2 separate regions of the Homo sapiens genome follow, and region 1 is linked to region 2. Evidence: read pairs that join two places in POLR2A ChIA-PET (ENCODE). Cell type or tissue: CD4-positive, alpha-beta T cell. All regions are shown on one strand. Each heading gives the region's core, and the rest is flanking DNA. Links, peaks and the distances in the headings are about the cores only.

Region 1 (17,660 bases), core at 6,264-11,263, 120 kb before region 2:
CTACTGCGAGACCATGCTAGATGAGTGCCAGTTATGTTCCATGTTTCTCACAAGAAACACAGAGGTGGCATCTGTTAAGGGCTGTCGTGGGGGTTGAATGAGGCGATGCGTGGAGAGCACAGAGTGGGTGTGCCTGGGTGTGTGATCATCATGGTGTGGCCAGTGGTGGTGATGGGAGGGGCAGCCACTCACCAGCTCGCTCTCTCTCCAGCCCGTGCAGCCTGCCAGGACTCTTCCAGACACGGGATTTGTCGGTGAACAACGCAGAGCTGATGCAGACATGTGGGTAAAGATGTTGTCCATCCAGTCGCACGCACCGGCCAGCTTGCTCTTATTTATCTTCTGTACTTTGCCTTTGCTGCTTGAGAGTTCTGTAAACAATTCTTAATAAACAAAGAGGCAGGTTTTATGTGGAAACTCCTGGGAGAGGAGAGGATTTCACTGAATGCAAACAGGAGGAAGGAGCAGATGTTAACCCTAGGCTTCTGGAAGCAGGGTTGAGTCAGCAGCGCCTTGGTCTTAGGAAGAGGCCGGGATGGATAGGTTGAGCCTGGAGTGGCCGTTTCTGTTTCTCCGCCTGCGCACCCACTTCCCAGGCTCACAGGGGTTTCCTTTGTGATGCAGGAGGAAGCACAGTGGGAAGAGGAGAGCACAGGCAGGGCTGACGAACATGATGATTCTCAGACAGAAACTGCGTAAGGTCATATGTGAGGAGCAAACTCCCTTTTGTCTTAAGAAAGAAACAATTCATTTTGGTGATGTTTCTTTTGTTACAGTGGCCGGCCATCAGGTTGCATTAATGAAATGGAAAAGTAGTGTTTCAAGATAGGGGACAAGTCTGCTGGGCGGGGACAGAGCCTGCAGTGTGGAATGCCTGCCAATCAGCCATTCATCCAAGGGGCGTTTGTTGACCTTTGTCCTTGTTAAAGGACAGCGCACCTGCTGTGTACTAGAACGTCTGAGCGTGAGAGTTGAGAATCCCTGCTGTGTACTAGAACGTCTGAGCGTGAGAGTTGAGAGTCCCTGCTGTGTACTAGAACGACTGAGCGTGAGAGTTGAGAGTCCCTGCTGTGTACTAGAACGACTGAGCGTGAGAGTTGAGAATCCCTGCTGTGTACTAGAACGACTGAGCGTGAGAGTTGAGAGTCCCTGCTGTGTACTAGAACGACTGAGCGTGAGAGTTGAGAGTCCCTGCTGTGTACTAGAACGTCTGAGCGCGAGAGTTGAGAGTCCCTGCTGTGTACTAGAACGACTGAGCCTGAGAGTTGAGAGTCCCTGCTGTGTACTAGAACGACTGAGCGCGAGAGTTGAGAGTCCCTGCTGTGTACTAGAACGTCTGAGCCTGAGAGTTGAGAGTCCCTGCTATGTACTAGAACGACTGAGCGCGAGAGTTGAGAGTCCCTGCTGTGTACTAGAACGTCTGAGCGTGAGAGTTGAGAGTCCCTGCTGTGTACTAGAACGTCTGAGCGTGAGAGTTGAGAGTCCCTGCTGTGTACTAGAACGACTGAGCGTGAGAGTTGAGAATCCCTGCTGTGTACTAGAACGACTGAGCGTGAGAGTTGAGAATCCCTGCTGTGTACTAGAACGTCTGAGCGCGAGAGTTGAGAGTCCCTGCTGTGTACTAGAACGTCTGAGCGCGAGAGTTGAGAGTACCTGCTGTGTACTAGAACGTCTGAGCGTGAGAGTTGAGAGTCCCTGCTGTGTACTAGAACGTCTGAGCGCGAGAGTTGAGAGTACCTGCTGTGTACTAGAACGACTGAGCGTGAGAGTTGAGAGTCCCTGCTGTGTACTAGAACGACTGAGCGTGAGAGTTGAGAGTCCCTGCTGTGTACTAGAACGACTGAGCGTGAGAGTTGAGAGTCCCTGCTGTGTACTAGAACGACTGAGCGCGAGAGTTGAGAGTCCCTGCTGTGTACTAGAACGACTGAGCCTGAGAGTTGAGAGTCCCTGCTGTGTACTAGAACGACTGAGCGCGAGAGTTGAGAGTCCCTGCTGTGTACTAGAACGTCTGAGCCTGAGAGTTGAGAGTCCCTGCTGTGTACTAGAACGACTGAGCGCGAGAGTTGAGAGTCCCTGCTGTGTACTAGAACGTCTGAGCGCGAGAGTTGAGAGTCCCTGCTGTGTACTAGAACGTCTGAGCGCGAGAGTTGAGAGTCCCTGCTGTGTACTAGAACGTCTGAGCGCGAGAGTTGAGAGTCCCTGCTGTGTACTAGAACGTCTGAGCGCGAGAGTTGAGAGTACCTGCTGTGTACTAGAACGTCTGAGCGTGAGAGTTGAGAGTCCCTGCTGTGTACTAGAACGTCTGAGCGTGAGAGTTGAGAGTCCCTGCTGTGTACTAGAACGTCTGAGCGTGAGAGTTGAGAATCCCTGCTGTGTACTAGAACGTCTGAGCGCGAGAGTTGAGAGTCCCTGCTGTGTACTAGAACGTCTGAGCGTGAGAGTTGAGAATCCCACGCTGCAGGGACGTTGCTGTTCTCTCAGAAGCTGTGTAGTCCCTTCCCTCCCCCCAACCCCCATTTACATTCTGTTCATTGCATCTTAGATGTTGGGCTGTACAAATCATTGTGGGCTCACATTCTAAATTAAAAGAACAGTGCACATTCAGGGACAGTGGTGTATTCTTATTTTTTTATTTTTATTTTTTGAGGTGGAGTCTTGCTCTGTTGCCCAGGCTATAATGCATTGGCACGATCTTGGCTTACTGCAAGCTCCGCCTCCTGGGTTCAAGTGATTCTCCTGCCTTAGCCTCCTGAGTAGCTGGGACTACAGGCGCCTGCCACCATGCCTGGCTAATTTTTGTATTTTTAGTGGAGACGGGGTTTCACTATGTTGGCCAGGCTGGTCTCGAACTCCTGACTTCGTGATCCATCCACTTCGGCCTCCCAAAGTGCTGGGATTACAGGCATGGGCCACCATGCCTGGCCTATGACAGTGGTGTATTTTTAAAGGAAATAATGTTATGTTGGTTATTGCAGAATTTTATTCATTCATTCATCATTCATTCTTTCATTTTGAGATGTAGTCTCGCTCTGTCACCCAGGCTGGAGTGTAGGGCGCAGTCTCGGCTCACTGCAAGCTCCGCCTCCCAGGTTCACAACATTTTCCTGCCTCAGCTTCCCCAGCAGCTGGGACTATAGGCGCCCGCCACCACGCTTGGCTAATTTTTTTGTATTTTTAGTAGAGACGGGGTTTCACCGTGTTGGCCAGGATGGTCTCGATCTCCTGACCTTCTGATCTGCCCGCCTTGGCCTCCCAAAGTGCTGGGATTATAGGCGTGAACCACCGTGCCCGGCCAAAGAATTTTATTTTAATTAATTAATCTATTTTTTTGAGATGGAGTCTTGCTCTGCTGCCTAGGCTGTAGTGCAGTGGCACGATCTTGGCTCACTGCAACCTCTGCCTCCTGGGTTCAAGTGATTCTCCCACCTCAGCCTCCCGAGTAGCTGGGATTACAGGCGCGCGCCACCATGTCTGGCTAATTTTTGTATTTTTATTAGAGATGGCGTTTCACCATGTTGGCCAGGCTGGTCTCAAACTGCTGACCTCAAGTGATCCATCTGCCTTGGCCTCCCAAAGTGCTGGGATTAGAGGCACTAGATTATTGAAGAATTTTAAACCTTTCAAACTAAAGAGTTTAAAAAAACTGTCAAATCAGTGCCCTTGTTTTATTTTGCCCCCTTAATAATTAAAAATAATCATTTTAGAAAAACCTGGCATCATACGATTACTAGACTTTTTTTTTTTTGAGGCATACTCTGTCTCCCAGGCTGGAATGTAGTGGCACGATCTCAGCTCACTGCAACCTCTGCCTCCTGGGTTCAAGCAGTTCTCCTGCCTCAGCCTCCCAAGTAGCTGGGATTACAGGCATGTGCCACCACACCCAGCTAATTTTTTTGTATTTATTGTAGAGATGGGGTTTCGCCATGTTGGCCAGGCTGGTCTCAAACTCCTGACATCAAGTGATCCTCCCGCCTCGGCCTCCTAAAGTGCTGTGATTACAGGCGTGAGCCACCACCCCGGCCCCTAGACATTTTAATTATGTCTTTTCTACTCTGAAAAAAGTTTTAAGAAAAAGTTGTATAGTTCTGTAAGTTGTAGTATGTAAGAGGTTTACAATTCCATCTAGATTTTTGGATCACTTTTGAAAAAAGGCCGTTGGAATTCTGATAGTTACTGCACTGAATCATCAGGTCACCCTGGGGGGTGTTGCTGTCGTAAAGACACTGTGTCTTTTGATCCATGAATATGGGATTTTTTCCCTCCACTTATTTAGGTCTTCGGTTTCTTTCAACAGTGTTTTGTGGTTACAGGGTGCAAGTTTTACACTTCTTTGGTTAAATTTGTTGCTAAATATTCTTTTTGATGCTGTTTTAAATGGAAATGTTTCCTTAATCTTTTTCAGATTGTTCATTGCTTGTGTATGATGATGATACAGCTGACTTTTGTATATTGATCTTGTATCATGCAGCTCTGCTGAATTGATTGACTGACTGACTGAAGACCTTGTTGCATACCAAGAGATGGTTCTTCATGGAGTTGTATCTCATTCTGAGGTTCCTACTTGGCAAAAGACAGGCTGGTAACAGGTGTCCTGATGTCTACTGCCACTTGGATTATTCATTTTGTAGAAACAGAACAGATGAGTGTTGTGAGAGGTCACAAATAACTAAGCGATTGTTGAGTAGGAGCTTCACACTGAAGTGAAACAGCCGCTTCCCGGATTTCTCCGTCTTTTCTGTTTCCCAGTGTCCATGACGCCGATCATAAAATGGTGAGGCCAACAGTGAGCTCAAGACAAGTAGATCACAGTATATTCATGTTTCCTTTTGAGTTTTGCCATTAGACTGTGATGCTGATTTGGAATTCTGTGGGTTTACTAAGAGCTAGAAATAAATTGGTCATCTATATGCGCCTGATTTAGGCTTTCTGAAAGGTTGGTCTTATGTCTTCATTGGTCAGGATTTCAGATTTGTGTGTGTGTGTGTGTGTGTGTGTGTGTGTGTGTGTGATGTTTAAGTGACCATCAGAGCCTCTTGTTCCCTTTCAAGGCTTGTTTTAGTGAAGCCACGCAGGGAGTTGGTGTTTGTTGCTCAGGGAGCTTGTGAACTCGGCCGGCGCTGGTTGGGGTCTTGTGGAGCCGGGCCTCCTGCGGGAGGGAGGCAGGTATTGCACAGTCCAGCACTGTCCTTCCTCCACCTTCTCCTGTGTGTTATTGGGGCTGTTTTCACTGTTGGCTTTTGTGTCACTTTCTCTAGTTTGATTTCATGCCTTTGTCCTCCTCTAATTTTCAGGTATTTCCCAGTTTCTGATCTACAGCTTCCTTTGTTTTTTTTGTTATAGCTGTGTATCTGTTTACTTTCAAACACGAATTGTTTTTGCCATTCCCCTGGATCCGGTGAGGAAGGGAAGGTTTTGGCAGGAGTCGGATGCCTCCTCTGAGGACTGAAGGTTCTCCTGCCTTCCATAGTTGGCTTTTGTTCTTTAGCAGAGGAGTTTGATTCCTATCAGGGCAGGCATTATGGAAAGGGAAGAACGGTTGTGTGAAATCGTTCCCCCTTGTTCTCGTTCTGCATTCATCCACTTTGCACCTTTTTCTGCTAAATGGTATAAAGAGAATTGTTTGGGAACATTCATTTTGTTTCCTGTTTCGTTTTTTCCTGTAGTAAAAAGAAACATTTGCACTGAAGAAGGAAGCCTGGTTTTCCTTCTAGTTCCTCCTCAGGCTCACCTCAGTTCTGAAGTTTGCGTAGTTGCCTTTATTCCCTGGAGCCTTCTCTTTCACTTTAAATCAGAGAAAACGAAATGAATAGCACCCCACCCTTAAAAAAGAAACACCAGAAACAGGAAACAAATAACTGCACCTTCTCTGCCCCCAGCCCGAAAAAATCGAAATAACCGGCCCACCTTGTCCGCCCCCAACCTGAAAAAACGAAGGAGACCGACCGAGGTCAGGAGAATGGTTTGATCAGAGTGGATAGGTGACCTGTCTGCACCAGCTGGCCTTGGGATTGTGGGGCTCCTGGCACCATTGTGGGAGTGGAATCCAATTGGCTGTGTCTTTTTTTGATTGAGAACTAAAATGAGATGAGGCTGGATGGTAGGTCTTTAGTGTTCCCTTTAAGTCCTCTAAAGTTACATTGTAAGATTTTTAAGCCATAATAATAGCAGATTCATGTCCATGTTTTCCATTTCCAGTTTCAAGACTGATCGTGGTGAAGAGTGTGGGCACTGGAGCCAGCCAGCCTGGTTTCAGGTCTTGGCCCCACCATTTAAAATGTGACCTTGACTAAATTTCTCACACTTCTAGGGCCTCAGTTTTCTCATGTGCAAAGGGGAGATAATAATGATACCTACTCTGTGGGATTATTGTGAGGATAAAGTGAGTTGGTGCTAGATAAAACCATATGAAATTGTCAATATTGGACTCTTTCTTTTTTGGACTTTTTTTTTTTTTTTAAATAGTTTGAGCTTGTGTTTTGTTGTAAGAAATCCTTGAGAGCCCTTTGTACACTTCGGCCAGTCTCCTCCTCTCTTCGAATGGTAACACATTGGAGAACTGTGGCCTTAATAGAACGTCACAGCCAGGATGTGGACACGGTATCGCTGACCGGTCTTACTCAGGTTGCCTGAAGTTTACTTGTACGTGTGTGTTAGAGAGAGAGATTGATTGATTTGAGTTCTGTGCGTGTTCACCACTGGGGGCCCCCGTCCCTGCCGTGTTGCGGTGCTGAATAGTTCCATAATCGCAAGGATCGGCCCTTTGCCCTTTTCTAGCCACATTTGCCCCTTCCAGCCCATCTCCCCACCCTGGTCCCTAACCCCTGAGAACCACTGATTTGTCCTCCATTTGAAAAATTTGTCATAAGAGTGTCATATAAATGGAGTCGTAGAAATGTAACCTTTTCGATTGGCCTTTTTGCTCAGCGTAATGTTCGCTCTGTTTTGTTGCTGAGTGGTCTCCGTGGTGTGGGTGGACTCAGCTTATTTATCCATGGTGAGAAACACACATTCACCCGTCCACACCCAAAGACTGGGCTTGGAGACACACAGAACAGCAGAAATGAGACTTTTTTCTTTCTCTCTCTTTTTTTTTTTTGAGACAGAGTTTTGCTCTTGTCACCCAGCCTGGAGTGCAGAGGTGTGATCTTGGCTTGCTGCAACCTCCGTCTCCTGGGTTCAAGTGATTCTCCTGCTTCAGTCTCCCGAGTAGCTGGGATTACAGGCATGCGCCACCACGCCTGGCTAATTTTGTATTTTTAGTACAGACGGGGTTTCTCCATGTTGGCCACGCTGGTCTCGAACTCCCAACCTCAGGTGATCTGCCTGACTCAAAGTGCTGGGATTATAGGTGTGAGCCACTGCGCCCAGCCAGGAAGCAAGATTTTTAATGGCAGTCTTGCAAGATCAGGTGCCTGGTAGGCAGGTACACCCGGGGCAGTCACAGCAGGTAGTTTATCTCCTCTAATGCAAGTCCCTCCCCCAGTTCCTCACTGGTCGAGTACTATGGGGTTACAATCTTCCCGGAGGTCGCCTGAGTTTCATTATCCCGTTGTACGCCGTCCCCTTACCCGCTTACAAGGTTGTACCCTGTCCTCTTACCCGCTTAAGTTTTGATTTCCCAATACTGAAACTTTCTTCCCATTTATGGGCTGACCCCTCTTCTACATTTTGTTCGCTTATTGTGACCTTCTAGGTGCACGAGCCGTGCGGTTTGTTACATCCGCAGGCTGGCTGCCATTGCGTAGATTTATCATGCCTGGAAAACGGACCATTTAAAACGTTTTCTTACACCATCGAAGCACATCTGGGCTGATTCCAGTTTCTGGTGCTTATGAATAAAACAGCTGTGAACAACTGAGTGGAGTTTATTGGACCATTTTTGACCTCTAGTAATGGTGGGCTCACATGTTTGAGTTGAGTTGGGTCAGGTGCTGAGTGCCTGCTGCTGCAGGCACCACCTTGTGCTTTCAGGTTAACTCTAACCACACATCTCATGCCTTCTCTGTGCATGTATTTGAAGTTACTGAAAAAGTATTTGTCAAGAAAGCCACAGCTCCGCACTAGTCTCTTAAAACCCATCCGTATGCTCCTGTACTCATGAAAGGAATGCACTGCGGGCCGTTCTGTGGGAAGCAGGGAAAAGACAGACCTGGCCCTGAGACAGGCTGGTGTGACTGCCGTTCGGAGCCCAGGGTTAATGGTGCTGGTTAGTCAGCCAGTGTCGGGGGCAGATGCCCATCGTCAGTGGCTCCCCTGTGGACCCTCCCACCCAGCCTAACGCGAATGAAAATCATTGTTTGCATAAGGTCATAGCTCTGGCTAGCAGCGTTTTGAGACCAAGGCCAGTGTAGGGACCTGTCTTTGCTAACATGGACTCCTGGGCTCTGAGGGTGTTGGGAAGGTGGCTCACGGGAGGGAGCTGAGGGGCCTGAGCTCACAGCTGTGAAACCACCGTGGCCCTTGGTTGTCTGAAGGAGCAGCGGTGTGGGGCAGCCACAGGCCTCGTGGTTTTTCTCTGCTGTCAGTTGGGGTTAGTCAGTGTGGACAGAAAGAATTGCTCATCTTAGCGGATTGAAGACTATGGTTAGCAAGCAGTTGTAGATCTCCTGATTGAAAAAAGTGATTATTGATGTGCTTTGATATAAAGAAAGAAAAAAAGAAAAAAGTGATTAAAGTGGGAGTGAATTAAACATTAATACAGTTGTGTCAGTCAGAGTCTCCTGAAACTTGTGATTCTCTTAGGGGAGAAAAGGGAGACTGTAATAAAAACATGAGCAATCTTGAACTTCCGTTCCTTTCCAAAAATAAGCATCAGGTCTGCCCAGCTTCCTTCCCAGGGAGGCTGTGATTCTGTTTCGGACGGTGCTCGTGGCTGTGACTGTTCGTCGAGAGCAGTGAGTAAAGCAGCTCTCATGCAACAAAGCGAGGGGAGAGCCCAGGGCGTTGAAAGAGGTGGGGTGCGATTGGGTCAGCGCGAATATCGTGTTATTACTTGACATATTGAAAAGTGTGTTTATTACTGACCCATAGTCGCACCTGTTAGTGGAGTCCGGTAGGATGCCTCAGTCCGTGGATGCCTTGTTTACCGATGAGACCAGGGTGGTTACTGTGTCCATCCCCTCAAATACCACTTCTTTTTGGTGATAACATCCAAGATCCTTTTTTTTAAAATTGCTTTTTTTAAAAGAAAAATTCTGTAAAAAAATTCTTTTAATGGTTTGGATATTCTTAGGGTCTCAGTCGCTCGCCCAGGTGGAGTGCAGTGGTGCCACCCTAACTGACTGCAGCCTTGAGCTTCTGTGCGGAAGTGATCCTCCCACCTCGGCCTCTTAAAGTTCTGGGATTATAGGTTTGGCCTAGAGCTCTTTCTTCTTAGGTAACTTTAACTTTTTACCCGTTGATTGTATTAAATAATTTTCTTTCCCTATCCCTAACGTGGCAAATAACCCACTTAAAGGGGTTGATGAGAGTAAGGAGTCCAGAGTGGTAAGAGCATTTAAAACCTCACATTGCTCCACCATTCAGAGAGAGCCGCCATTAGTACCTCCTGGGTTTCCTAACACAGAATGCGTGTAGCCGACTCCTTAGCACCTGGGTTATCATCTTGTCCTGTTGCCATTTCCATAGGTAGAAGCAACTCCCTGTTGTTTTAACTGGATTCTGGTTTTGGTTACCCCCACCCCTGCCCCAAGACATGGATGGGCAGTGGTCCTGTCATCACACACTGACCCTTCGTGTCTCACCCCCACCCCCAGACATGGACGGGTGATGGTCCCATCCCTGACTCCGTCATCACACACCGACCCTTCGTGTCTCACCCCCACCCCCAGACGTGGACGGGTGATGGTCCCATCCCTGACTCCGTCATCACACACCGACCCTTCGTGTCTCACCCCCGCCCCCAGACATGGACGGGTGATGGTCCCATCCCTGACTCCGTCATCACACACCGACCCTTCGTGTCTCACCCCCGCCCCCAGACATGGACGGGTGATGGTCCCATCCCTGACTCCGTCACCACACACCGACCCTTCGTGTCTCAGCCCCACCCCCAGACATGGACGGGTGATGGTCCCATCCCTGACTCCGTCATCACACACCGACCCTTCGTGTCTCACCCCCGCCCCCAGACATGGACGGGTGATGGTCCCATCCCTGACTCCGTCATCACACACCGACCCTTCGTGTCTCACCCCCACCCCCAGACATGGACGGGTGATGGTCCCATCCCTGACTCCGTCATCACACACCGACCCTTCGTGTCTCACCCCCACCCCCAGACATGGACGGGTGATGGTCCCATCCCTGACTCCGTCATCACACACCGACCCTTCGTGTCTCACCCCCACCCCCAGACATGGACGGGTGATGGTCCCATCCCTGACTCCGTCATCACACACTGACCCTTCGTGTCTCAGCCCCACCCCCAGACATGGATGGGTGATGGTCCCATCCCTGACTCCCTGACTCCGTCATCACACACTGACCCTTCATGTCTCCATGGTCTCTGTCTGCACTCAGCCTCCACAGGCCTGTTGATTCCTGAGTTGCTGTAGGCAGGAGCTGACAGTAAGAAGTGTAGCCTGGTGCTTTTCTGTTTGACAACATAGCTTGTTTATAGTCGTGGTGGTGGTTTTGATGTGAACATGTATTCTAAATGAAGCTTTTTTTCACACCTTAGAAAATGTCTTTACTTGGGAGGCTGAGGTGGGAGGACCCCTTGGGCCCAGGAGGTTGAGGCCGCAGTGAGCTGTGTTTGCACCACTCCATTCCCAGCCTTGGCAACACAGTGAGACCCTGTCTCTTAAGAAAAATCTGTAATGTTTATTCCAAATATTTTAGAGGCTCTGGATTGGTACTGTCTTCCAGAGATAATGGGATCAGTTACTGAGATTGTCTGTCAGTCAGAAAGAAAAGACCTTCAGACCAGAATTTTCTCTTCCCAACTTGCTTTCCATACCCTGTGGGACCCTAAGACAACAGAAAACTGAGTTTTGTTTCACTTTTAACTGATGTTTTTCACTTTCACCTGATTTGGGCCCAGTTTCTTCATACATGGGAAACAGCAGCTGCATTAAAGCAGCAGTTCTCACCGGCGTGTTTTGCCCTTTAGCGGACATCGTCTGGAGACATTTTTGGTTGCCAGGATTTGCTGGGTGGCCTTACTGGCATCTAGAAGACCGACGCTGCTCAACCCTGTTGGCGCGCTGAACCCAAATGCCAGTGGCAGTGAGCTTGCAAATCGTTGGACTCATGATGCTTTGAGTGCTCTCAGGACTCTGGAGGTCGATGCTGGGGTTCCTCGCTGGCTTCCTGCTGCTGATGCTCTTCCCCTCTCTGAGCTCTTTTACGGAAAGCTTCGTGGCACACTTGCTGCTTTTCACTGAAACCAGGCTGTGTGGTGACTAGAAGCTGCGTATTCACATTTATTTTTATTGATTGATGGATTGAGGCTGCTGTGCAGTGGTGTGAGTAGCTCCGGCTACAGGCGCACGCCACCATGCCCAGCTAATTTTTTGAATTTTTTGTAGAGATGGGGACTCGCCGTGTTGCCCAGGCTGGTCTCCAACTTCTGGGCTCAAGCAATCCGCCTGCCTCAGCCTCCTGAAGTGCTGGGATTACAGGCGTGAGCCAGCGCACCCATCACACACTTATTTTTAATGGTCCTTGAGGTTAATGGCAGCTTTGAACAATCCTGTCCAGGAGTGTAAGGAGGAAAAACCTCACTCCATCTTCCAGGAGTGTAAGGAGGAAAAACCTCACTCCATCTTTGCAAAACGCATGTGCCAGGAGTGTTGCTCAGGAAACACGCGATTCTCTCGGATGCTAAGTGCAGAGCCGGGGAACCCTGCACCAGCAAGCCCTGTCCTGGGAGCTGCCTTCAATCCTGTCTGTGCTTCCTTCCCTGGTTCTGCACACGGAAGTGTTTGGAGTTGGAGGAGAGCCTGATGTTTGGATGGGACTGAAGTAACATGGGTATAGATTTTTTTTCCCCCATTTAGACTGGTTTGTTTTATTCTTGGAGTCCCCAGAGCTCTTCAGGGAAATTATATAGTTTTATTCAGCTGCCTTTTTTTTTTTTTTTTAAGACGAGTTTCGCTCTGTCACCCAGGCTGGAGTGCAGTGGTGCAGTCTCAGCTCACTGCAACCTTTGCCTCGCAGATTCAAGTGATTCACCTGCCCCAGCCTCCCAAGTAGTTGGGGTTACAGGTACAAGCCACCACACCTGGTTAATTTTTTGTATTTTCAGTAGAGACGGGGTTTTGCCCTGTTGGCCAGGCTGGTCTTGAACTCATGACCTCAAGTGATCCGCCCACCTCGGCCTCCCAAAGTGCTGGGATTACAGGCGTGAGCCACCATGCATGGCTTTATTCAGCTTTTTAAAAAAATGGTACTGCAGTATAATCTTTTCCTCTTAAAATACTCAGTGGAAATGAAAACCACCTTATCTTTTTTTGCACCTTTTATGTAGTTTAAAACTTAATATGCTTCTTAAAGTTAAAATTAGCCTTTTAAGGCTGGGCATGGTGGCTGACGCCTGTAATCCTAACACTTTGGAAGGCCGAGGTGATTGGAACACCTGAGGTCAGGAGGTCCAGATCAGCCGGGGGTGGGTGGCGAGCGCCTGTAATCCCATCTACTCGGGAGGCTGAGGTAGGAGAATCGCTTGAACCCAGGAGGGGAGGTGGAGGTTGCAGTGAGCTGAGATCACGCCACTGCACTCCAGCCTGGGGGACAAGAGTGAAACTCTGTCTCCAAAAAAAAAAAAAAGGCCTTTTAAAAACTTAGCTTACTGGTAATGTTTTGTTTCTGTGGCGAGATTGCCCACTTGGGTTATTTGGTTTCTTACGTATAAAAAGCCCCAGAGCCTCTAAAATCTGGTTTTATGGTGATTTCACAAGATTGTATCAGTGTCATCTACTCTTTTTTGTGCTGGACTTTGGATTTACCTTTAAGTTGTTGCAATTGCTGCATTGTGACGTAAAGGTATTTGATGAATGAAGTTAAGTTTTGGCCTTGGCACAGTGACCAGGAGCTGAGCAGTGGGTCATGGGAGAGGAAGGGCGATGGAATAAACCGTGTGGACCAAATGGAGGGAGACGAGAGCGATGAAAGAACTGAGGCTGAAATTATTATTGACATGAGCTAATCTCACTCTCTTGTTTCAGAATATATACAGCCCTGCTCTGGGACACACCTCCATTGGATTTAAAAGACAGTCCTCGTCAGCACTGACTTTCAGCTATGGAATCGGTAAATACTCACTGCATTCTCTATCAATTTATGTTTTTGTCATTGATTTGTAAAAATAAGTATCAAAATAATGCGTGAGTGTCCAGGTTGGTTTTCTTGGACTTGATAGAGTTTTGTCGAAATGTTGTGAATTTTGTTCTGGATTTCACTTAGAGTGTATTCAGAGTGGTAACAGGTAAGCATTTTTGGATTAATGAATGGGATCCTTGGTGTCACAGTGAGAAGAAATCTGCTGAAAAATTAAATAGGTTGTTAATAGCCTATAAAAGAAGTTTATTTCCTCTTGTCCTCCTTTAATTTTCTTCATCCTCAGATGGTCTGGTGATGACTGAGACCCCCACCCTGTGCTGTGTGTTGTGTGCTCTGAGCATGTTGTGTTAACAGTTTGCGTGAGGATTCTGTATCCTGGGAGCTGTTCTGCTCGTTAGGATCCTGGTGGTCTTGCCTGGTTGTCCTTGGATGAGGATTCTGTATCCTGGGAGCTGTTCTGCTCGTTAGGATCCTGGTGGTCTTGCTGGGTTGTCCTTGGATGAGGATTCTGTATCCTGGGAGCTGTTGTGCTCTTGTTAGGTTCCTGGTGGTCTCGCCGGGCTGTCCTGTGCTTCTGGGCATAGTGCTGTTGCTGAACCCTCTAGATGGCTATTCTGGCTTTTCCTAGGAGCTGGAGACCAGTGTGTATGGTTGGCAGGTAAGGAGTGGGAGCCTGGTTCGCCAGCCCTGACTCCTTGCCTCCTCCTGGGAGTCACTGGCATGTTTTTTGAGAGGAGCGGCAGCAGTCTCCAAAAAGACTTTGGCCTTGGCTCTGAGCAAGCACGTGTCGCTGTAGGGCAGAGTCCTCCCTCCTTCCAGAGACGCATGGTGAACTGGCAGGTTATTTTCTCTGATATGTGGATTGACAGCAGTTGAAGAGAAAACTTGGCTAAATTAAATTTTCATATTTTGGCCAGGTGTGAGTCATGGTTTTAAAGTGAACATTCCAAAAATACATAATCTGTTTTGTGTTGTTACTCCCAGCAAACGTGAAAGAACCTTTCCTGCAGCTTCTTTCGGGAGCTTCATAGTTTGGTGTATCTGTTCCTTATCTCAGTCGCCTGGAGTCAGGCCACTTTAAAATACACCTGACTGCTTTCTTTCATATGACTGAATTCTTTCCTTGGAAATAGAGGTGAGGTTTGAAGGAAAGGGAATCTGAGATATCCTTGAAAATAGGTCTAGAATTGTCTTCTCTTAATCTGTGGGATGGTTTGTAGTTAGAATGAAGCCAGCCTGGGTAGTGGGCATGTTTGTGATCAGGTGAGACATTTTTCAAGATCTGGAGGTGGACTGAGCCTGGTTGTGATAAAAGGGGTGCCATGGAGGGGCCAGGTACATGGGAAAAGGGGGGCAGCGATGAGGGAGCACCCCACACCCCAGGGTCTGAGCTGTGCCTCTTTGTGAAAAGGATACTGCTGACCTTAATGTATGACAAGGAAAAGCAAAATGCTGCATTTTCTTTTTTTAATTTTTTTTTTTTTTTTGTAGAAACAGAGTCTTGTTACGTTGTCCAGGCCTGTCTTGAACCCCTGCTCTCAAGCAATCCTCCTGCCTCAGCCTCCCAAAGTGCTGGGATTACAGGTGTGAGCCACCACACCTGGCCAAAATGCTGCTTACTAGTGTGAAAAATAAAATTATTAATCAGCAATTAGTGGCCAGGCACAGTGGCTCACGCCTGTAATCCCAGCACTTTGAGATGTCAAGGTGGGTGGATCACTTGAGGCCAGGAGTTCCAGACCAGCCTGCCAACATGGTGAAACCCCATCTCTATTAAAAATGTAAATATTAACCGGACGTGGTGGCGAATGCCTGTGATCCCAGCTAGTTGGGAGGCTGAGGCAGGAGCGTTGCTTGAACTGGGAGGCGGAGGTTTCAGTGAGCCAAGATCACAACACCGCACTTGAGCCTGGGCGACAGAGCAAGACTCTGTCTCTGGGGAAAAAAAAAAATCGATGGATTCAAAATACAGGCTTCTCTGATTAAAGGGGAGCAAGCTATCAGCAACTCTGCTGACAGGACCTGGAATTGGCCTAAATGTCTAGCACTCTAGTGGATTGAGAACAATAGATGTACTGATACTTAGGTTTGATGACATAGGAAATGTTGGCATTTTTGACCATGCCACAGTAATAATCTAAGGTGTTTAATGCCATTTGTCACTTTTGTGAACTATAGATCCTCAGTATTGATTTTGTCTTTTGTTTGCCTGTGGTGGTTAGATTGAATACGAGGAAGGCCCTTAGCATGAGGTCTGTTGTGGCCTCCCATCAGGGAGACTGCAGTGTTGCTACAGAGAGGCCCTGCTGAGCAGAGGTTGGGCGCAGTGTGACCAGAGGCGCCGTGACCCACATGGGCATGTGAGGGCCTCCTGAGGACCTCACTGAGGCTGGTTCTCCATTGTTTTTTTTTTTTTTTTTTTTTGAGACAGAGTCTAGCTTTGTTGTGCAGGGCCTGGAGTGTAGTGGTGCAATCTCGGCTCACTGCAACCTCCACCTCCCAGATTCAAGAGTTTCTCCTGCCTCAGCCTCCCAACTAGCTGGGATTACAGGTACCCACCACCACACCCAGCTGATTTTTGTGTTTTTAGTAGAGATAGGGTTTCACTGTGTTGGCCAGGCTGGTCTTGAATGCCTGTTCTCCATTGTTTTATCTGGCATTAAAATGCAGGGTTTAAAAAAAGAATAGCTTGCCGGGCGCAGTGGCTCACACCTGTAATCCCAGCACTTTGGGAGGCCGAGGCGGGTGGATCATGAGGTCAGGAGATCAAGACCATCCTGGCTAACACGGTGAAACCCCGTCTCTACTAAAAATACAAAAAATTAGCCGGGCATGGTGGCAGGCGCCTGTAGTCCCAGCTACTCGGGAGGCTGAGGCAGGAGAATGGCGTGAACCTGGGAGGCGGAGCTTGCAGTAAACCGAGATCGCACCACTGCGCTCCAGCCTGGGCGACAGAGGGAGACTCCATCTCAAAAAAAAAAAAAAAAAAAAAGAATAGCTGGCCAGGTGCAGTGGCTCCCACCTGTAATCCCAGCACTTTGGGAGGAAGGGGTGGGTAGATCACTTGAGCTCAGGAGTGCGAGACCAGCCTGAGTAACATGACGAGACCGCATCTCTACAAAAAATAAAAAAATGAGCCAGGCATGGTGGCATGCATGCGCCTGTGGTCTCAGCTACTTGGGGAGGCTGAGCGGGGAGGAAGGATCACTTGAGCCCAGGAGGTTGAGGCTGCAGTGAGCTATGATCACACCACTGCACTCCAGCCTGGGCCGCAGGGTGAGACCCTGTCCCAAATAAAGAAGAATAAGAATGTTACAGGTGCTCTGATATTTTTCATGTTGGTATTTGTGTCATTCCCGTGTTTCACTTTGATTCCTTGGGGTGGAATGTGAGCCGTTGAGATGAGATCCACAGTCGCTTCTTCAGTACACGGTGCTGTGCTCTTCTCTCCCATCTGGGCGTGACTTAGGTGCCCAGCTTGGATGGATTCTAGGCTGGTCCTGCCCTGAGGTTGGGCCAGGTGTGGCCGCAGTGACATAGGGTCCCCGACAGCCTTGTGTGATGGGCTGACTGGTGCTAGCTCTGTGGCCCTGGCCCCTCCCTTCCACTCTCCGAGCCTCAGTCTCCTACCCAGGACAGTGGTCACGGTCGTATCTACTGTAAAGACTTCCTTGGAGATTAAATAACACTTTACAGAAACAAAACTGCATGAAAATAGAGGCTTTAAAACAATTTTAGTTTGTAAATTGTTTCTCCAGTATAAAAGTAGTTGAAGCTGACATCTTTCTTGGCAAAACAGAAGGGTTAGTCCTCTCAGGCGGTGCGGCTGCGTGACCCCCGATGACCCCAGCACGCGGTTCCCAGTGAGTGTGGCCGTGAGTGACAGCGGACTGCTGACCCTTGCAACATGTGGGTGTTCCATTTGTGCTTGCTGTGAAATGGGACTTTCAAATTACCTTTCCCAAAAATTGGGGGTTTTGAAAGTGGTTTGTTAATGATAACAAAGGCAGTGTTGTTCATATGAAAAGAGGCTTGGACTTAATGTTTTACATTTTTAATTGACATCTCCATTTAAGATGGAAAAGTAATCAGGTTCTGTCTTGCTGAAATGTTGAACTTGTAAGGCAGGTGCGATCGTGCGCCTCAGTGTCCCCGAGTGCGCAGTCCGAGCAGCTGTGCCTGTGGCATCCTGGAGGGTGTGCAGGCCCGTGGCGGAGGGTGTGCAGGCCCGTGGTGGTGGCTGGGCTGGAAGTCAGCTCAGCCAGAGCCGAGCCCCCTCCGCTTGCTGTTGCTGTGCTGGGGTCCCTGTCTGGGTGGCCAGGTTGGAGGTGGGGAGGGGAAGGGCTGCTGTTTTTGGTACCACCCTCCTGCCTCCC
Region 2 (5,000 bases), core at 1-5,000:
GGCGCGTGTCTGCGGAGTGGGAGGTGGGTGGCGCGTGTCTGCGGAGTGGGAGGTGGGTGGCGCGTGTCTGCGGAGTGGGAGGTGGGTGGCACGTGTCTGCGGAGTGGGAGGTGGGTGGTGCGTGTCTGCGGAGTGGGAGGTGGTGCGTGTCTGCGGAGTGGGAGGTAAGTGGCGCATGTCTGCGGAGTGGGAGGTGGCGCGTGTCTGCGGAGTGGGAGGTGGCGCGTGTCTGCGGAGTGGGAGGTAGGTGGCGCGTGTCTGCGGAGTGGGAGGTGGCGCGTGTCTGCGGAGTGGGAGGTGGCGCGTGTCTGCGGAGTGGGAGGTAGCGCGTGTCTGCGGAGTGAGAGGTAGCGCGTGTGTGTCTCCTCTGCTTTCTCCACACACACCAGCGATTTCCTGAGCGTCCCTCCGGTGCGCAGGATGAGAAATGGGCCAGAGTCAGGGCTGAGCCACAGCCCGACCCCGGGCTTCTGGGTGAAGGTTCTGCGGTCGGTGACCAGCCTCACACAGCCACGCCCTGGGGTGCAGGGAGGGTGTTCATTGCCCAAATAAGAGATGCGCTTCTCCTGGCATATGAAACAAAATCTTGAGAGCTTGAGAATGTAATTTGGACATCACGACTGAAAGCATCCCTTTCTTTTCTAGGATAAAGATAAAGTTTCTCTAACCAAGACCCCAAAACTGGAGCGTGGCGATGGCGGGAAGGAGGTGAGGGAGCGAGCCAGCAAGCGGAAGCTGCCCTTCACCGCGGGCGCCAATGGGGAGCAGAAGGACTCGGACACAGGTACCAGCCCGCGGCCCCTCCTGCAGTCAGCCCTCCACAGGCAGCCCGGAGCAGCCCAGGCAGGGCGTCCCTGGCCCCCGCACCTCCGGCTTTGCACTGGGACGCACTCTAGCACCCTGCACGCCGTCCAGGCAAGAGGCAGCAGGGGCGGAGCACAGGCCCCCACATGCCACCTCCTTTGCACCCGAGGCTCAGGCCCATGGGGCCGATTGGAGAGCTTCACTCTTGGGTCCCACACACGTGGAGATGCACCCGGTGCATGTCCAGCCCTGGGCGAGGTATGGGGCTGCTCACCTGTGGGTCTTCTGACAGCTGGACACGGGAGGGAGACAGTGGTTCCCCTCAGGGCCACAAAGGCACAGGAAGAAACTCCATTGCTTGTAGTAAAAACCAAAGGGAGCCCTAAAAGTGAGCAGGAGGCAGGGAGGTCTTCCCAAGCACAGGCGGGGTCTGAGGCTGCAGAGCAGGAATGTGTGTGCTGTGTGCCTGTGCCAGAGTGTGTGCCCAAGTGTGTATGCCTGTGTGTATGTGTGCCCATGTGCACATGCCCGTGTATCTGTGTGCATGCCCTCATGTGTGTGCCTGTATGTATGCCCGTGTGTGTGCCCGTGTGTGTATGTACTTGTATGTACCCATGTATGTGTGTGCCCGTGTATGTGCTTGTGTGTACCCATGTGTGTGCCTGTATGTGTGCCTGTGTATGCGTGCCCGTCTATGCCCGTGTATGTGTGCCCATGTGTGCCTGAGTATGTGTATGCTTTTGTGTGCCTGTGTGTGCCTGTATATATGTGCGCTCATGTGTGTATGCCCATGTGTGCGTTTGCATGTGTGTGCATGTGCATGCCTGTGTATGCGCCCGTGTGTGTGTGCATGCCTGTGTGTGCCCATGTGTACGTGTGTGCCTGTGTGCCCATGTGTGCATGCCTGTGTGCCCGTGTGCAAGCCCATGTGTGTTCATGTGCACACGCTCCTGGTGGGGTCAGCGCCTTCTGCAGTGACACCTTCCCAGTGGATTCTGTCTTGAGCTGCTTGCAGGGAGCCCAGAGGCCTCTGCGCTGGCCGTGCTTGCTCTTTGGTGATTCTTGTGTCCAGAGGCCTCCTTGTCCTCCTGGTCATCCAGCTTCTCTACAGCCCTGCTGGGGAAGGTTGGAGGCAGTAGAGCACTAAGCTGGCCACAAAGCCTGGAGTGAACCGGGAGAGTGCTGAGTCAGGCCCTCGGCTCTGTCCCTGGCTTCCTGAGACTTCTTGAATGCAGCCATAGCACAAGGCGTAGAGGCTGTGCCAGGATGCGGGCTTGAGAGCAGATGGGGGAAGTGGTCCAGGTGAGAAGAGCTCGTGATACGAAGGAGATTGTTGAAGAGGAACGGCAGCAGGCACAGCCAGTAAAGAGGATCCACACCCCAGCTTTTGTCAGCACAGCTCAGCAAGCTTCAGCCTTTATGATTGTGTGGCTGCCGCAGGCCTGTGGCCCCTCCTGTCCTATGTGGGGTGCTCCAGGGATGTGCTCACAGTAGCCAGGTGGAGACTCTGCTGAGTGAAAGGCCAGCAGAGAGGGCTGGTTTTCCCAGATGGGAAGTGAGGGGCAGGTGCAGTGCCAGGCACATGGCTCCTGTCTCTGGGCCAGCACATCTGGGGACAGGAAGGCTGCAGGGACACCAGCACAGGCCCAGGAGGACTCCTCTTCCCAGCAGCGGACAGCTCCGAGGAAGAACACTGGGAGACACGGGGAAGTGAGTGGACAGAATGTGTGGATGGGTTGTGTAAGGGACCTCAGCCCCCAGAAGGGAGGGCCTGGGTGACTCCCTGGAGCTCCCAGCGGTGCTGTGTACTCTCGGGCTTTAGGCCTAGAGAAAGTCAGTCCAGGCCTGAAACCCTGTGTTTGCCGTCTTTGGTCCCCATGCTGGTTTTGGTTGTAGAAGGCCGTCATGTTGATACGTAGCTGTTAGCTCTTTGCACAGTGGCCATGCGGGAGTTGGCCTCAGACCTTTGAGGTGTTTCTGTGATGTCTCTGGAGGTGTTGCTGAAAGGGTTAATGAGACAAGCATCTGCTTCTGCTTCCTGGGAGAATGATCCCACTTGGTAAGGTGGCGTTCCCAGGGCTACCTGGTGCCCACCCCATCTGGCTGCTCAGGTCTCTTTGTGGTGGCCGTTTCATCATGGTGCAGAGAAGCTCTCACCCAGGGCCCTGTTGTGTTGTCAGAAGCTTCCGGGGTCTGTCTGTTGATGGTTAGCGCCTGCGTGGTGCCAGCCGTGCTGGCCCACTGAGGCCATTCTCGCTCTCTGTGGGTCTCTGGGATATTTTCTGCCACAGCCCTGGGTGCTCCTGGAACTGCGTGTTGAACACCATGTCCTTACTCTGTGAGGGGCAGGCCTAGGTGAGGACAGGGTAGGTGAGAATCCCTGTGAGGTGGGAAAACAGTAAAGAACATTTTGAAAATAGAATTTTCCAGGCAAGGATTGTAACAAAAAGACCTAAGAAACGTAGTATTTGTCCTCCTGTGTTTATCACCCTTTCGGGGCCAATTTTAATAACTTCTTGTTTAATGTTGCAAAACTAGATTTCCTAGGAAGATTGTTCTGATGTATGAGTGTGGAGCGTTGCTTATCCTAGAAGCTTGCATTTTAACCAGGACCCTCTTAAAGTAGCAAGTCCACAGCCAGGCGCGGTGGCTCACGGCTGTAATCCCAGTACTTTGGGAGGCCGAGGCGGGCAGATCACAAGGTCAGGAGTTCGAGACCAGCCTGACCAACATGAAGAAACCCTGTCGCTACTAAAAATACAAAAATTAGCCAGGTGTGGCGGCGGGTGCCTGTAATCCCAGCTACTCGGGAGGCTGAGGCAGGAGAATTGCGTGAACCCAATAGGTGGAGGTTGCAGTGAGCCAAGATTGCGCCATTGCACTCCAGCCTGGCAACAGAGCAAGACTCCGTCTCTAAATAAATAAATAGTAGCGAGTCCAACTCCAGTGCGTTCAGCCCCACCCTGGGCCGGGAGGCTGCTGGGCGCTGTGGCTCTCACACACGCCGCGTCCCCTCCTTCCCCCAGAGGAGCCGTTCTTGCTCAGAAATGAGTGGGGTGGAGGGAGAGGCGCACACCAGCAGGGATGAGAAGAGAAACATTGGTGCAGGGTTAACTGACACGTGACAGACAAGAGACTCTTCTCTGGTCCCCAGCAGTCAGGCCTCTCTGGAGGGGTGTGGGTGCCCCTTGCTATGGTGGGAGGGATGCAGGGTCACCACCGTGCCGGATGCCTTGGCTGTGTCCAAGTGGCAGAGGCTGGCACGTCTCCCTCAGAGACCTCCATGTTGCTGTGGGGATGGCTTCCCGCCTCCCAGATGCAGGGTTGAGTCGGCCCTGCCCGCGGTCCAGTGCCATGGAGATGTGGCCTCTGCGGTGCTTAGTCAGGGCTGGGGGCCGCCTGCCAAGAACAATGTGATTCTGTCTGTTGTGAATCAGCCCAGTTTAAAGCAGTCCCCGAGGCTGTGCATCCGCGTGGTCCCTGCACAGCAGCCTGGAGGCTGTCCAGGCAGACGTGAGCATGTGACAGCATCACCTCTGTGTCTTCCAGAGCGCTGGGCAAGAGCCCGTCCTAGGACCAGGCCTCTGTAAGGGCTGTGGGTGCAGCAAGGAGTGGGAAGGCACCTGCCATGTCCCGGCCCCAAGACAGCTCTGCCCACCGAGCCCTCTCAGACCAGCTTGCCCTGGGACTTCTAGCCCATCTTGCCTGCCCTGCTCTGCCTGCCCTGTCTGCCCGGGGCCTCTTGTATCTGCTTTTGAAGTCTGTCCTCTACCACCTCAAGGGTGGTCTCAGTTTAAAAAGCCTTATCACTGAAAGCATTCATATTAAATTATATGATATCTGGGATTTGCTTCAAATGATACTACTTTGTCTACTTTTTTATATGTGTAAGGTTTCCCAAAACTTAAAAAATCTAAAAGTAGCCAGGCACAGTGGCTCACACCCTTCACCCTTCCAGCACTTTGGCGGGAGGATCCCTTGAGGCTAGGAGGTCAAGGCTGCAGTGAGCCGTGATTGCGCCACTGCCCTCCAGCCTGGGCGACAGAGTGAGACCCTGTCCATAAAAAATAAAATAGATAAATAAATAATCAGTCAACCAGCGAATGTTTTTGAGGTTGCTGTGCATCATTGCCTGGCCTCCCTGGGGTTCTGGGGAGCCTCCTGCCCCGCTGTTTCTCCTGCGCCTTCGTCTGTGA

Evidence for each region. Peaks named below come from ENCODE experiments on the same cell type or tissue, not always from the same donor. Only the 100,000 strongest peaks of a DNase experiment are listed, where the experiment ranks them.
Region 1: POLR2A ChIA-PET joins it to region 2 with 5 read pairs; 4 of 35 experiments call an interaction of 5 or more read pairs at or near these places.

Annotation. Positions count from the first base shown.
Region 1 is chr16:89,413,878-89,431,537 of GRCh38, reverse strand. It overlaps ANKRD11 (ankyrin repeat domain containing 11), which reads left to right. Exons shown (of 13, transcript NM_013275.6): 2 at 13,170-13,254. It overlaps LOC128462377, which reads left to right and starts at 13,246. Exons shown (of 2, transcript NM_001416403.1): 1 at 13,246-13,254. The coding sequence starts at 13,246. It overlaps LOC101927817 (a long non-coding RNA gene), which reads right to left and starts at 620. Exons shown (of 3, transcript NR_110932.1): 1 at 193-620. RefSeq lists a silencer at 6,580-6,689 and enhancers at 8,121-8,220, 7,807-8,307, 10,964-11,463, 11,464-11,965. In CD4-positive, alpha-beta T cell, for the core only: no CTCF peak of the experiment used is centred there; DNase peaks (open chromatin) are centred at 8,467 and 8,877.
Region 2 is chr16:89,300,990-89,305,989 of GRCh38, reverse strand. It overlaps ANKRD11 (ankyrin repeat domain containing 11), which reads left to right. Exons shown (of 13, transcript NM_013275.6): 4 at 646-784. Among named protein-coding and RNA genes, the nearest start is that of ZNF778, 86 kb to the right of the region's middle. In CD4-positive, alpha-beta T cell, for the core only: no CTCF peak of the experiment used is centred there; no DNase peak of the experiment used is centred there.